2 separate regions of the Homo sapiens genome follow, and region 1 is linked to region 2. Evidence: read pairs that join two places in POLR2A ChIA-PET (ENCODE). Cell type or tissue: PC-3. All regions are shown on one strand. Links, peaks and the distances in the headings refer to the core of each region. The heading gives the core; the rest is flanking DNA. Region 1 has its middle 8.1 kb from the start of GCAWKR. Region 2 overlaps LOC105371024 (a long non-coding RNA gene).

Region 1 (8,337 bases), core at 219-8,218, 110 kb after region 2:
TTTATTCTAAATTTTCATTGAACCTAAACAACTTCTAACTATACAACCTCCCAAAGAGACATGATCTAATTGTATAGCTCCTTTCACTTAACTGAAAGTCCAATGCAACCTCTGATAAATTATGAAAGTAAAATCAAATAAGCTAGGAAAAGAAGTCTGAACTTTTTAAAGTGTGGGAAGATATGGCAGAAATGAAGATAAAGAATTTTACTGTATGTCTGCTTTTGTTTTGCAAGTATTCATGATCAAATAAAAATATTCATAGAGAAAAAAATGACAGTGGTTACTCACTGTAAGGACTTGTTCAAAAATAAAAATAACCAATCTAGCGAGTGTTACTTTTAAAAGCAACAGATCCCTAAAAACTTTTAAATTTTCTCTTATACAGAACTCAGGTCCAAAATAAAATAGAAAACAGAACTGCAGAATATTATGAAATAAAAATAATACAAAAACATTTATCAGAAGCTATATGATATAGCTAAAGCAATATGTTGAGGGAATTTCATAGCTTTAAGTACTTAAATTAACAGTATATACACTCAACTAAAAAAAAGTACTGGGAGTGGTGGCTCACACCTGTAATCCCAGCACTTTGGGAGGCTGAGGTGGGTGGATTACCTGAGGTCAGGCGTTCGAGACCAGCCTGGCCAACGTGGTGAAACCCCATCTCTACTAAAAATACAAAAATTAGCTTGGCATCGTGGCACATGCCAGTAATCCCAGCTACAAGGGAGGCTGAGGCAGGAGAGTCTCTTGAACCTGGGAGGCGGAAGTTGCAGTGAGCCAAGATCACGCCACTGCGCTCCAACCTGGGCAACAGAGTGAGACCCGGTCTCAAAAAAAAAAAAAAAAAAAAAAAAAATTAAGGCAAGACAAATAAAATAAATTTGAGAAAATTGCAGGGAGAGATAATAAATATAAAAGGAGAAAAATTAACCAAATCAAGGAAAATGGCAGAAAACCACAAAAAGAAAAAAAAATAGGTATGAAATCGGAAAATTCTCAGCTGCAAGGAAAATTTTAAAATAATAAATGATTACCCTGCTCAATTTTGCAGAAATAAATATGAAAACCTCATGGTTTTCTAATAAGATATAAGTTACTAAATACAGAAATGAAAAGAGAGAAATAGAAACAGAGTAGTTCACATAGCAGAGACTTCAAGGGAGCACTCAGCGCAGTTGATTTTGTAAACGGATTTCATCAACCATCCAAAATGCTGATACCGCCAATGTTATTGAAACTGCTATGAATAATGAAGAAGGAAATCTTACGAAGTATGTTTTATTTCAGAACTTTTATTTTTGAATACTTTTAGATTTACAGAAGACTTGCAAAGATAATACAGGGAGTTTCCATACAGCCTTCTCCCAGCTTTCCGTACTGGTAATGTATTCTATAACCAGAGTACATTTGTCAAAACTAAGAAACTATTAATGGTACAGAACTATTAACTAACCTACAGATTTTATTTGGATTTCACCCATTCTTTTTCCACTGATGATCCTTTTCTGTTCCCAGATTCAATCCAAGATATTGTGCTCCATTTAACCAATTATTTTTATGAATAAAAATGTGTGTGTATATATATATATATGTATATATATATACACACACACAGAGAGAGATAACAACATTTGAGAATGCCTCCCAAAAGAAAAATATAAACCAATCTCACCCATGAACATAGTTAAAAAAAACTCTAATCCAACCATGCTTTAAAAGAAAAATCCACCATAGCCAACATGGAGTTCAATCTAAGATGGGAAAATGCCCCAAAGTAGGAAATCTACTAATATAACATGGAGTAGGTGAAAAGAGAAAAACTACATTAGTTTGTCCATAGATTTAGAAAAGGCATTAAGTTCGGCTGGATGTGGTGGCTCATGCCTGTAATCCCAGCACTTTGGGAGGCAGAGGCGGGCAGATCACCTGAGGTCAGGAGTTCGAGACCAGGCTGGCAAACATGGTGAAACCCCTCTCTACTAATAATACAAAAAAATTAGCCAGGCATGGTGGTGGGCGCCTGTTATCCCAGCTACTAGGGAGGCCAAGGCAGGAGAATTGCTTGAACCCAGGAGGTGGAGGTTGCAGTGAGCCAAGATCTTACCACTGCACTCTAGCCTGGGTGACAGAGCGAGAACCATCTCAAAAAAAAAAAAAAAAAAAAAAAAGAAAAGAAAACAAAAGAAAAAGCATTAAGTTCAACACAATTCACATTTAATGTCTTAATAAAATAGGAACGTACTCATTTATCATGATTTTACACACATGTGCAGGTGCCGGAATTGTGTTTAATGACAAAATATTTCTACTGAAGTCAAGAAAGAGATCAAGATGCTCACAATTACCACAACAATTCTAAATTGTATTTGAATTACTCATTAATATAATTAGACAAGAGAAAAAAATGCAAAAAAAATTGAGAAGGAAGTAAATGTTTTATTATTTGCAGATCATACAATAGTATGCCTCAAATACACACTCACACAGGAGAATCAACTGAAAAACTGTTGTAAACAATTAAGAGACTTAGTAAGATCCCTGGTGACAAAATTAAACAAAAATTAGTAGCTTCTCATGTGCAAGCAGCAACTCACTAGAAAATATAATGGAAGAAAAGAGTAAAAAAAAAAGAATATCTGGGACTATAATTTTTAAGAAATACACATGTCCTATATAAATATACTTTATAAATGATACCAAAAGACAAGAGAAGACTAAAATATGGGGGAACTACTTTATTATTGGGTAGAAAACATCAGTGTTGTAAATGCTGAAAATAATTCTGCCTAAACTAATGTGATCTCAATAAAAATATCAATAGGATCTCCTCCTTTTTTAACTACACAAGCTAAAGAAAAATTCACGCAGAAAAAAATAAACATTTGATCATTTCCAGAAAAACTGTGAAAACTCAAAAGAGCAATAATTTAAAGAGAGCAATAATTTAAAAATATTGTAGAGCTGTAGTTTGGTTTTCATGTGTGAACAGTCAAAAAGATCAATGGAATCATGCAGTGAGTAAAGAAACAGGCCAAATGCATATAACAATTTGATGTATGATCCAACTGTATTTCAGGCTGGGTGCAGTGGCTCATGCCTGTAATCTCAACACTTTGGGAAGCTGAGGCAGGAGGATTGCTTGAGCCTAGGAGTTTGAGACAAGCCTGGGTAACATAGGTAGATACCATCTCTATAAATAATTTTTAAAAATTAGCTGGTTGTAGTGGCACACGTGCCTGTGGTCCCAGCTACTCGGGAGGCTGAGATCGGAGGATCACTTGAGCCCAGGAGGTCAAGGCTGCAGTGAGCTGTGATCGTGTCACTGCACTCCAGCCTGGGTGACAGAGCGAGATCCTGTCTTAAAAAAAATGAAATAATATTTTTAAAAACTGTATTTCAAATCAGTGGGTAAAAGGGTAGATAATTCAAAAGTGGAGTTGGGGTACCAGGGTAGCAATCTGTAAAAAGTAATATAAAAATTTTTATCTCATTTCATTCAATCAAAAACTTCTAGTAGATGGATGAATATTTAAACACATACGAAAGATAAAACTGCCAAATTATTAGAGTAAAACTTGAGAACATTAAAAAAAAAAGACCCTTGAGTGTTTTTGGAAGGGCTTTCTACATAAAACATAATATTCCAACATGATAAAAGTTATGAATCTGACCACATAATTCTGTTTAGGAAAAATTACCATAAACAGAGTTAAAAAATAAATGACAATCTGCGGGAAAGCATTTGTCACAGATAATATAGAGAAAGTGCTAATTTCCACAATTTGTAATGATCGGTTGAGATTCAATAAGAAAAGACAAGTAACAGATAAATAAGTGAGGCTATTTTCATGTACAAATGGAATACAAATGGCTACTTGACCTCAATCATAATTAAATAAATGTTATTTAATTTAAAAGTAGAAAGCTTTTACTTTTCAAACTGGCCAGGACAAAAAAAAAATTAACTTTACCAACTATTGTGATGAAGCAGGACTCTCATTCAACAACTGTGAAAGAGATCATTGGTGTAACTCCTTGTATGGCAAACTTAGCCCTATCTAGCCCTTGACCCAGTTGACTGGGGCTTTTGACCTGGGCTTTTATCCTTGAGGATACTCAGAGAGGTATGCAAAGACATATATAGAAGCAGGGTCATGGTTGTTACAAATAACAGCCAAATGATTCAAACATTCTGAATGCCCATCGGTTAGACTGGTTAAGTAAGTTATGATACATCCACCCAAAGGAGTACAACAGAGTGGTGAAAATGAACGAGGAACTATGACATAATTTTTACTTCAAAAAGAAGAGAAGAGAAACAAAATGAGATATTATTTAGATATTATTACATGCGGAGTAAAATGATTTTTATACAGCAAGAGAGTATATGGAACCCCTGCAATTTTTTATTTTACTACTGTGCTTCATACTACATACTCCTGGGCCGGGTGCGGTGGCTCACTCCTGTAATCCCAGCACTTTGGGAGGCCGAGGTGGGCGGATCACCTAATGTCAGGAGTTCGAGACCAGCCTGGCCAACATGGTGAAACTCCGTCTCTACTAAAAACACAAAAAAATTAGCTGGGCTTGGTGGCGGGCACATGTAATCCCAGCTACTTGGGAGGCCGAGGCAGGAGAATCACTTGAACCTGGGAGGCAGAGGTTGCAGTGAGCGGAGATCACACCATTTCACTCCAGCCTGGGTGACAGAGCAAGACTCCATCTCAAAAAAAATACTACATACTCCTTATACTTTCTATTGTATCTATGAAGTATGATATAATAGTATTGGTTTTTAAGAATGAGGTGCCTCTAGGGTGATAACACTGGTAGTTGTCTTGAACAGGTTCTGGGGTTAAAATCCTGGGTTGGCCTCTCTAGACTGGAGACCTTGGGCAGGTCATGTATCCCTCCATGCCTTTATTTGTGCATCTGTAAAACGAGCTTCATAATTGTACCCACCTCATAAACTGTTGAGAGGATTACAAATATAGGTACAAATACCAAGCCTGGTGTTCTGGACATAGTGAGAACACAAAAGACATAGCCATTATCACAGTTAAAGAATGACCTACAAGATACTACGTGAACAGAGCAGGAGACAGAGGGTATGGTGGTGCCACTCCCTTCTGTGTAGAAGCTGGAGTAGGACCATGCTTGATGAACTCCTAGATTATTTACGCCCACATAAATTGGGCAACAATGACTGCTCCTGAGAGGAGAACTCAACAAGGAATTTAGGATGGGAGACAGACTTGTTTTCCATTGTACAATTTGACTTTGTTCCCATGTATATGATTACCTTTTTAATTAAAAAAATTAATCTAATATGAAGCCAGTCATAAGCTGCAAGGCTTCCTGCTCTGGCTAGGAGGAATTCCACATGCCCACAGCCTTTCTCTCTGCCCACTGATGCTGAAGCTATCCATAATCATGGAGCTTGATGTCATGCCAGTTCTCAGTGGTGTTGACAGACTCCAGCTCAAAAGTTCCTTTATGAGACCTTGTCCCTCAGTAAAGCTTGCAAATTGCTCTGATCTTAGCAGACAAAGCCATCGCTCATTCTCTGCATCTCTGAATATCCTACACAATAACGTAAGAATTGGCCAAAATTACCCCAGATAAAGCGTCCTTTAGAACATCAAAGTCCCTGGTTTCCAGGCTGTAGGCTGCAGGTATGTGACAGGCCTGACAGCCCAGATGGACAGCAGAGATAAAGCGAAAAGTGAAATTCTGCAGCCACAGCGCCAGGGTTGGATTTGGTGCTAGAGTTTCTGCTGAGGGGATTGTTATCCTCGGAGGTGTGAGCACATTTTGCTTTTACCTTCAAAACCAGGTAATCAGCAGCAGATAACAATCAGAGAAGGCCGCCTTAAACCCTCAGCGAGCTGGAAAGTCTCTCTCTTCCTGCCTGGTTTGTTTAATTTTGGCCTGAGTCAGTTCACATGCACAACATATTTTCTATGTTTTCACTAAATTCCTTGTTTCTAGCTTTGTTTATGGTGTGAGCCTATTTCCCTTTCTTTCATCATCATTGTACTTTCCAGGCAACCAGAGTCTTGTCCACGTTTTTGAAGACCGGCTATAGCAAACTTGCCACGTGACTCAACTGACATAAATAACGTCCAGAAATACAGCCAAACCAGAATCCTGCACACATTCCCCAGAATACATACATGTACAACCTAAAGTCGGCAGCACGGGTTTGAGGGCTCAACCACCCTCTGGCAGAGAAGTTGCTTAGTCCTCTTGCTGGACAGCTAAATTCTAGCTGTCTCTCTGGAAGGGAAACATTTTACCAGGTAATAGAAGAAATTGGAAACTTTTCATATTTTACAGCGGGACCATCAGCTTTACCCTGTCCTATTTTAGCAACAAGAGTTATGTTCACAAAAATAAGCACAAGTCACTTAACTGGGACATGCTCTTTTTTTTTTTTAACGTAGATAATGGGAAACTAGCAAGAAAGAAGTTAGTGATACAGACCTAGTACCAGAAGACGCTGGTACTACGGAGACCCTCTGAAATAGAGTTTGCAGTGAGGATTCGTTTGGTGGTTTTTGTTGTTGTTGTTGTTGGTTTTGTTTTTGGTTGAGTCCAAAGTATTCTCTAATTCTTGATGTGAGGATAATTTGTAAATGTCAGTGACCCACAACAGCCCTGGGACAGTATTTTGAAGGAAAGCAGAAAATAATTCAAATAGTTTCCGTACTATGATCTCTGGCTGATTGACTGATGACATGTAATAAGTTACAGAATGTACTGTTTAGATAAATGCTTCTTGAACCTGGATGCAACTAACAAGCATGCAGGTCACTGTGTGGGGAAGTGCCAGGACGTAGGATGGACCCAGTTAGTGGGTGCCTCTGTCAGAGCGCAGCTGTGTTGGAAAAGCATGGAATAGACTTGAGTCCCGAACAGCTGGATCCAAATCCGCACATTCCTCCGGGTGCTGCCTTTCAAAGCAGCCCCTTTGGGTGGCTGGACTCCCGCTCCCACGATGCAGCTTTGGAACATGCTTGGAATTGCAGAATGTGGACTCACCTTGCCAATAAACCTCACCAAAAAAGGTTAATAAGTCTCATAAAAAAAAGTGATCTCATTACCTTGCTTACGTTCAAAAGATTTTTTTTAAAGAAAACAAAAATGGTGTTACCTACTATGATTATTTCTACACCAGATCTGAGTGACTTAGAACTGTTTTCAAAATGAAGCCCGCCCTCAAAGAACAAGGATTTGTCACTTACAAGGAAAATCAAAATCATGCTCCCCAAGCCCTGAGCTGTCCGGGTATGTTTTAGACAGGGCTGGATTGCTGGAGTGAAATGTGGGCCCACTCCTAACGCGACAACGTCGGGTGCTCCGGTGAGAGCGATGTTTTCTAAGCATGACCACATGACCTCAGATGACACCTGGAGGGTATGTGGTCCACAGTGTGAACAGCTTGTTTGCCTGGTGTGAGGTCTCTGCCACCTGATCAAGTGAAGGGCTAAGAGGCCTTCGAATCTGGGAAAGATACATGGGGACAACACCTTGCCTAGGCGGAGCCACCCTTAGCTGTTATCCCAGGGTCATTTAGACCCATTGTCCCAAGGTCAGATAAAGTCGGTCACTTTAGAGGGTTGCATCTGCTGACCAAGACTTACCCCTGAAGGGCCCAGGTCACAGATGTCTGATTCTGGCCTCTCAGGGAGGTTCTTTCATGTCACTGGAGAGAGAGGTGTGCAAGTGGCCCTAGGGAGGGGCCAGAAAGTATCTGAGCGTGGGCTGCTTCTTGACCCCTCCAGGAGCAGAGGCCCGGACACTCAGGCATCCTGCCACTGTGCCTTTCAGAAAGACAGCAGGGGGTGCATCAGAAATCATCTGACCACTCTGCTTTTTGGCTCATGGTTAGGTCCCATTTGAGACTCGAATCAGAGTAGCTGTGTATTTACCTAAGAGAACTCTTTTTTTAAAATAAAAATAAAAATAAAATAAAATAAACACCAACTTTATTAATGTGATAGCATTTTTTGTTTGTTTTGAGACAGAGTCTTGCTCTGTTGCCCAGGCTGGAGTGCAGTGGTGCGATCTTCGCTCAGTGCAACCTCTGCCTCCTGGGTTCAAGAGATTCTCATGCCTCAGCCACCCGAGTAGCTGGGACTACAGATGCGCAAGACCACACCCGGCTAATTTTTGTATTTGTAGTAGAGACGGGGTTTCACCATGTTGGCCAGGCTGGTCTCGAACTCCTGATCTCAAGTGATCCACCCGTCTCAGACTCCCAAAATGCTGGGATTACAGGCTTGAGCCACCGTGCGGGGTCCCCAATTTTTTTAAAGGAAAATA
Region 2 (8,337 bases), core at 139-8,138:
TGGCCCTAACAACACCTTGACTTTGGCCAAGTGCTACTGGTTTCTAACTTCTGGCCTCCAGAACTGTGAGAGGATACATTTTTGTTGTTTAAAGCCACCGAGTCTGTTGTGATTTGTTACAGCAGCCCCAGGAAATTAACAAGCTGCCATGTATCTCAGTGCCTCGTATGCTGCAGCTAGTAAATATTTGCTGAAAGAATAGGCCAGGCGCGGTGGCTCACACCTGTAATCCCAGCATTTTGGGAGGCCAAGGCGGGTGGATCACCTGAGGTCAAGAGTTCGAGACCAGCCTGGCCAACATGGTGAAACTCCATCTCTACTAATGGTACGGAAATTAGCCAGGCATGATGGGGTGCACCTGTAATTCCAGCTACTCAGGAGGCTGAGGCAAGAGAATCACTTGAACCCAGGAGGCAGAGGTTGCAGTGAGCCAAGACCACGCCATTGCACTGCAGCCTGGGCTACAAGAGCGAAACTCCGTGTCAAAAAAAAAAAAAAAAAGAATAAACGGATGTCCCTATCCACACCTGCTCTCCAGGCCAGCTCATGCCTAGCCATGGCTCAGCCTCTGGTGCCTGCCACCCCAGCCTCTGTGTCCTGGGTGGTTCTGCCCTGCTGGCCTGCAGCCACAGGCTGAGACTGTCTACCAGAAGGTTCATGTCTGAGCAAAGCCAATGCACTCTCCTTGCAGAGCCACTACCTCTTAGACAACGTTGACAGCAGAGGCCACAACAGACAGCCTGGGGGCCGCATCCAGTCAGCAGATAATTTTGTTTGGCCAGTATAGGGTGTTGTTTATAAATTAAATTACATGCCGATATTTTATTACAAGTTGGGAAATTTCACATAAAATCAGAATTTCCCATTTCTTGAAAATCCAGATGATCTTTTCAATTCCAGGATGCATCTCCATGTGGCCCAATCAGTGGGAGCTGAGTGGTGGCTGCCCTTTCTGCCAGGGCCTGGGCTCAGCGCTGACCAGCAGGGTGCATGTCAGAGGACTCCTCCGGCCCCCTTTCTGTTTACACACCTACCCCCATGTTTGAGATGGATGATTCAGGTGTTCTCAGCCTTGCAGACAGTCAAGACAACCTCAACCAATGCCCTCCCCGGCCGACTTGACTGTTGCCCAGCACAGCCTTTATAAAGATTCTAAAGTGACACTGCTCAGGGGCACTGTTAACCCTCAGCGACCACCAGCCAGGAAAGTGGCCTTTGGGGCCCAGGGCCCACTGAAGGTGCTGGGAGTCACCCAGTTGTTTCCTGGGGACAGTCTTTGCTCTCTCAGTCAGTGGGTAGCAAATTTCCAGAACCACCCAGGCTGACCTCCCACATGGCTGGGAAGACAGCGTGATGGCAGCATCCTCATCTGACTTCCCGAGCACTCTCAGGCCCACTCACACAGTAGCTCCAAGGAACCAAAAGCACTAAGGAAAGGAAAGAAATGACAGGAAAGGAATGGAAGTGAAACCCTGGGGGAAAGCCCACAAGGAGGACTTTCAGTTCACTTGGAGAACACATGGGCCTCAAGTCTCCAAAATGGTGACTTAGGTCTGAAGTTCAAGTGCACATAAGGCTCTGTGCAACCACTTTTTTTTTTTTTTTTGAGATGGACTGTCGCTCTGCTACCCAGGCTGGAGTGCAGTGGTGTGATCTCAGCTCACTGCAACCTCCACCTCCTGGGTTCAAGCGATTCTCCTGCCTCAGCCTCCCCAGTAGCTGGGATTATAGACATCTGCCACCACACCCGGCTAATTGTGCAATCACTTTTTAAACAAGCAGATTGTAGGATGGACATTGGTAGGATCTGATTCCATCCATCTTAGAGGGGACCCGGAGAGCTGCATTTATGGCAGGTTGCCCTGGTGGTTCTCACCCAGGGCAGGGGCGGCAGCAGGCAGAGCCGTCTCCTCTTCTCCAGGCAACGGCCACAGCAGTAGAGGGGCTCAATCTGACAAGGAGAGTGAGTCATTGAATGAAGCCCCGAGGACGTGATCTGTCGCCACAGCTGCCATCCACTGGGCTGCTTTTGCAAGCTTTCCCCAGAGCTTGAGAAAATGAATGAATTTAAAACATGTGTCAGGGCCTTAATGAGACTAGTAAACTCCTCAGAGTCCTGCTCTGGTTAAGGTTTGTTAATTCTGTAAGCCCTTCTGACCAGGGGCCTCTAGCACTGGAGGATGAGTTGAGGAATACACTGAATTAGCAGAAGCTGTGTGACTTTAGGCAAGTTGCTTAACCTCTCTGAGCCTCAGTGTTTTTACCTGTAAACTGGGAACAACAATTGCCTCAAAAGGATAGTGCAAAGATGAACAAGGATGAGGAACATGGATGTCCTCACTGTCATTAAACAGTCATGGGAGTTGTCACATATGTGCCCTATGTTTTAAGCATAAAGTTGGGAGATGATGTCTGAAACTGGGGCTTCCACATCCTTGCACTGCTTTGTGACTGCTGGAGGTTCAAGTCAGGGCAAGTTGTCACCTCCCAGTAATGGTGATCCTCTCAAACAGGCAAAAAATAGAAAAGTGTGCAAATGGGGTGCATTTATTTTAAGGACATGGGGAGCCTAAAGGAATGGACAGCTCAGGAAGACCTGGACCCAGGAATGGGAAATCCAGAGAGAATCCAGGAAGGAGCCTTTCCCCTCTTTCTTTCTGGGCCCCCTTCTCTCATTATCATTTCCCCGTCCACGTGGCTCTCTAGGCAGACCAAAGGTCAGACCTTAAAGAGACTCTGTTCAACCTTGAACTTCCTTGCTGACATGTTTTCAATTCAAGTGTGTGTGACAAATCCTATCAGGCATTTCCAAGTCCCAACCCCAAATCCCCAGGCCCAGCTTGGGGGTCTTCATCCCCAGTCCACCAGCTGCGAGGAAGGGGTCTCGGCTCAGCCCCAGCATGCTGTGTTGGTGGCTCCCTCCCAACAGGGGTATCCTTAGATGAGAAGCAAGCCTAGTATCCATAGTGCTTTTCTGAGAGCAGGTGAGCCTTGTTGAAGGCCTCGGGCAAAAAAACAAGCCAGTGAGAGTTGTGTGCACGGGAATAGCAACAAGGTAATATAGGAGAAAGGTCACAGTGGCTTGGAGATGAATTCCAGGACACAGCACTGCAGGAGGGACCATGCCCCTCGAGGCTTCTTATATGTGGTTCCTCAGTTCTTGGCTAAGTTAGGATCCCTGGGCTGACCAACACTGATGTTTGTACCTGGAGCCAAGTCATATTTTAGGCCAATTCTTTCATTCCATGAGAACTTGTCATCAGATTTTCCAGGAAGAACATAAACCTGCCATTATATTTTTGTCTGTTTGGAAGCTTCTTTTGCCCTCTAGAAGCCCAGTGCTACCAAATCCCATGAAGAGTTTGTGCTGGGTTCAGACCCTGTTCAGTACCCCATTCTCAGCTCCATGGGGGGAAGCTTGCAGCTCTCTATTGATGAGAGTCTTGGCTCTCTGCTGTTTCTTGGGTATCTTTTTGTGACAAGGATGGCTGGTGCTGGCACGCACTGTAAACGAGGAGGGGATGGGCCTAAGTTTCCATCACGCTGCAAAGCAGAACCATCTGTTGGTGGCTTCTCTGTTAGCCCGTGGCTGTGAAGAGAGCATTTAACAATGAAGAGCTGGGGCCAGAGACACGAGTCCTTGGCTCCAGTTCCTGTTTGTCTCCAGGCTGCCGCATTCCACAGAAGGCAGTAAACTGACATTCTGAGAATGTTTGTCTCTGCCAGCCAGGGCTTGGCTAATCCTGGTGACCTGCAGCAGATTCCCCACCAAGAAGACATCCAGTGGAAAGACAGGTATGAAATCCCTGGAGCCACAGGCTTTGCACACAAAGACTTGGTGCAGACATCTCCTTGAACCCTCACGATACCCTGAGAGGAGGTTAGGTGGCCATAGAACTAACAAGGGCCACCAGGTTGCACAACCTGAGAGAGCATTCACACTGCTCTCTCAGTGAAAAGCATCTCCTGGGGTTGTGATGCAGTAGACAACCTGGGCAGCTGTATGTGGTGGCCTGTAGCTAATAATTACTAGAGCCAAGTGAGGTTTAGACTTAGGTTCTTGGACTCTAATTTTGTTTTCTTTCCTTTGCCGTGTCTTATATAGGGTTGGCTCTTCTATTGTACCTCACTGGATTTGAAAAGATGCCTGACACCCAAACTCCCTAATACTGAGCTTCTTCATTTGTAAAATAAGATCAAAATATCTAATCCTTTTGACTGTTGTGATGAGAAAATGACCAAATGCAGAAAATATGCCTGACTCATTGGCCTATATCTTAGTGAGAACTCTGGTGATACGGTTTGACTCTGTGTCCCCACCCAAATCTCATGTTGAATTGTAATCCCCAATGTTGGGGGAGGGACCTGGTGGGAAGTGATTGGATCACGGGGGAGGATTTCTCCCTTGCTGTTCTCATGATAGTGAATGAGTTCTCACAAGATCTGGTTGTTTGAAAGTACGTAGCACTTCCCCCTTTGCTCTCTTTCTCTCCTGCTGCCATGTGAAGATGTGCTTGCTTTCCCTTGCCCTTCTACCACTCTCCACCAATTTCCTGAGGCCTCCCAGCCATGCCTTCTGTACACTCTGTGGAACTGTTAGTCAATTAAACCTCTTTTCTTTATAAATTACCCAGTCTCAGGTACTTCTTTATAGCAGTGTGAGAATGGATTAATACATCAGGCAATAAAGGCAGCTATTACTGTTATTCCTGCTGCTGCTACCATAATAATATAATATTCGTTGTAATTATTATCTTTCCAATATAAATGAATATGTTGCCCACCGCTCTCAGGGCAGTCAGAGTCTAAGGCTCCTAGCTCCACATGGGCACAGATTAGGTCCTCCTATCTTCTTCCTTCTTTCCTCAAGCAGGGGAGACCCAGATCATACCTAGGGGGTTGGTGTGATGCTGCGGGAACCTAGATCAGCTGAGGAAGGAGCAGCCACTTAAATGAAATGACATGAGAGCTCCTGGCACCTGGCAGCCCATCCTGCACCTGCATGTTTTGCAGGTGTTAATGGAAATTCTTTGCTTTCTCCATTCAGCTGAGTGTGTCACTGAACCCCTGGCTCCCGATTGTGCTTGGAGCAGGGCCTGGTACAAAAGCGCCACATGCAGTGAGTGAACAGATGGAGGAATGAGTAAGTGAGCAAATGTCAGGGCCCCCTCAGCCCAACTTCAGTGCCACACTGTTTTATTTCTTCTTTCCGGCAAATACTTAGGCTGTGTCTGCTTTGTGCCAAGCACCATGGCCAGGCTGCGGCACTACAGCAAATCCCACCTGTCCTTGACCTTGGCAGCTCAGGCCTGCTCTGCTCCCCTTTTCAAGCCAGTGGGCTGTCATTTTTTTGCCCATTTTATCAGTGGCAGCCATGATCCAGGTAGCCAAGTGTTGACACCACAGCTGTCCATACAGCTCTCCTGGCTTTTGCCTACATTTTCCTCTGTGCCCTCTTGCTGAGAGCCCGGCCAGATCAGCTCCACTCCATCTTTGTGGTGGCCGTGAGTATTTTTGCCCAGCAGACCCCTGGGCTTAGAGGATGTAAGGGCCCAACCCTTGCCCTGGGTTGTAGAGAGGGAAGTGTCTTCTGAAGTAGAGACAGAAGAGCAGGCAGAAAAATGCACAACTCAGGACAAATATTAGAAACACATAAATATGCACATAGCCACTTACAGCTGCACCAAGTCACATGTATATGGGTGAGAAGGCGCCCCAGGGTGGGGGATGAAAGTGACTAGATCCAGGTGGCATCGATCCAGGGTCTTCTCCTGCCACCTCTCTTCTTTTCAGCTTCTTTTGGGTCTTCATGCATTGAGCCTTCAGCGCTTGCTGCTTGACTTTTGACTTTGTAGCCTGGCCTGGAGGCACATCAGAGCCTTCTCCCATCACCCCTTGTATGCAGAGAACAAGGCACATTGCTGCCAACTATTCCAGCTGAGTGGAGTACAAATACAAAATGCAAATGCAAAATACAAAATGCAAAAGCAGTGAAGCTAGGGGTCACAAACACAGAGGCTGGTAGCATCAACACTTGATGTAGATCCAGGCTGGGAGTAGGCATCAGGGCAGAGTGGGCACTTTGGAAACAGTACCCAGGCTCGGTCTCAGCCATCCTCAAATTCAAGCATCAGACTCCCTGCAGGGCTTGTCAGAACACAGAGTGCTGGGCCCTACGCCGGAGTGTCTGAGGCAGTGGTTCTGGGGTTGAAAACGTGCATTTCTCTTTCTTCTTTATTTGGATTTGTTTGTTTGTTTGTTTGTTTTTGTTTTTGAGACAGAGTCTCACTCTGACACCCAGGTTGGAGTGCAGTAGCGCAGTCTCGGCTCACTGCAACCTCCGCCTCCTGGGCTTAGGCTCCCAAGCAGCTGGGAGTACAGGCGCATGTCACCATGCATGCTAATTTGAAGTTTTACTTTTAATTGACAAATAACAATTGCATATACTTATGGGGTAAAATACGATGTTTTGATACATGTATACATTGTGGAATGATTATATCAAGCTAGAGTAACACATCCATCACTTCACATATTTGTCGTTTCTTTGTAGTGAGAACATTTGAAATCTATTCTTCTAGTAATTTTTAAATATATTACGTTATTACTGACCATGGTCACCATATCATACAATAGATCTCAAAAACCTAGTCCTCCTGTCTGGCTGAAACTGTGAACCCCTTTGGTCAACATCTCCCCATCCCCATTCCCCGTCCCCAGTCTCTGGTAGTTACCATTCTACTCTCATCTTCTGCAAGTTTGATTTTTTCAGAGTTCACATTTCTTTTTCTTTCTTTTTTTGTTTTTTGACAGAGTCTTGCTCTTTCACCAGGCTGGAGTGCAGTGGCGCAATCTCGGATCACTGCAACCTCCGCCTTCTTGGTTCAAGCAATTCTCCTGCCTCAGCCTCCCCAATAGCTGGGACTACAGGCACGCACCGCCATGCCCAGCTAATTGTTGTATTTTTAGTAGAGACAGGGTTTCACCATGTTGGCCATCTCTTGACCTTGTGATCCACCCACCTCGGCCTCCCAAAGTGCTGGGATTACAGGCGTGAGCCACCCCACCCGGCCTTCAGACTCCACAGTTCTAACAACTGTCCAGGTGATGTGGCTGCTACTGATGAGGACCACGCTCTGAGATCCACTGCCCTGTCTGAAGGGGGCGATGATTCCTCAGCTCCAGCTCCCAGTTGCCCTGGGGAATGCAGCCTGGAGCTGCTAAGTCTCCCAATTTTTCAAGAGAGGCCAGAAATACAGATCTTAATGTAAAATGTTTTAACTCTTAAAATTTCCAAGCAAATTGAGAAAAAAAAATCAAAATTTGTTAGAGACTAAGTGTCTGTAGGCTGGATTGGACTCCCAGCCTTCCACTTTGTGAGCTGTGTGTTGAGCGCCTATGGGTGGGGACCCCTTACCTCTTGATGATATTTGTGCCCCTTGCCACGCGTTCCCCGGGAGCTGGGAACCTGGGTAGAACCTTTGTGTTATCCTTGCCCCTCACTGCTTACAGAACCAATGAAGATTGGTTGGCCTGTTTTAGGAGCCTCTGCCGTGAGAGGAGAACAAAAAGGCCGTCCATTTTCAGAGGATTACCGCAGACTTCTCAAACCACATATAATTAAATGGTGGAGTGAACCCCTGCGGGGAACCTTGGGCTGGGCTAGCAAGAAGCCTGGCGAGTCCTGCCAAGTGGGCGATTCAGAGGCCTCTGCGGTCACAATAGTCCCGACAAAATGACAGGCAGCTCAGCTTTCAGAAAACATGAGGTGATCTGAAGGCAAGTCAGGGTAACAGGATCTCTCTCCCCATGCGTGGGATTGTGGAGCAGTTTACACCTTTCTACAGCGCGTCTGGCATCGGAGGCAGGGCCTGGAGGCTGGAACTCCCTCTTCCAGACCTTTCCTTACCAACTTTTCTGGTTCTACTGCAGAACAACAACAAAAACAATTAATAGCTCTGAGGATATCTAGGACTTTTGGGGTCTTTGAGCTTTACTTTCTGTTGAGTGACGATTACCTCCAGGGAAGCAAACACACCAGATATGACGATAGTAGGCCACCTCCTTGTCCCCACTACACACACACACCAACAGGGTACTGAGACATCTTATCGCTAGAACTGAATAAACCTCAAGACCTGTCTGATCAGCTGTGCAGAAATCAATCATTAGACTCATTTTACAAAACAGCTTAATTGAAGACTCCTCAATTCTACATTATTTTTAGCCTCACCTCGTTTGATTTTCAGGATGTCCTGCTCCCAGCCTTTTGGAGGGTCACAGTGGTCAAATGTAAAATGTTCCTAGGCCCGGAGATTAAGGTTTAATACTGGTTTC

Evidence for each region. Peaks named below come from ENCODE experiments on the same cell type or tissue, not always from the same donor. Only the 100,000 strongest peaks of a DNase experiment are listed, where the experiment ranks them.
Region 1: POLR2A ChIA-PET joins it to region 2 with 11 read pairs; 3 of 35 experiments call an interaction of 5 or more read pairs at or near these places.

The regions. Positions count from the first base shown.
Region 1 is chr15:100,837,458-100,845,794 of GRCh38, forward strand. No RefSeq gene overlaps it. Among named protein-coding and RNA genes, the nearest start is that of GCAWKR, 8.1 kb to the right of the region's middle. In PC-3, for the core only: no CTCF peak of the experiment used is centred there; a DNase peak (open chromatin) is centred at 4,204; H3K27ac peaks cover 2,933 bases.
Region 2 is chr15:100,729,690-100,738,026 of GRCh38, forward strand. The region is part of intron 1 of LOC105371024 (a long non-coding RNA gene); the gene reads left to right. Among named protein-coding and RNA genes, the nearest start is that of GCAWKR, 120 kb to the right of the region's middle. In PC-3, for the core only: a CTCF peak has its summit at 7,170; DNase peaks (open chromatin) are centred at 3,152 and 3,692; H3K27ac peaks cover 2,098 bases.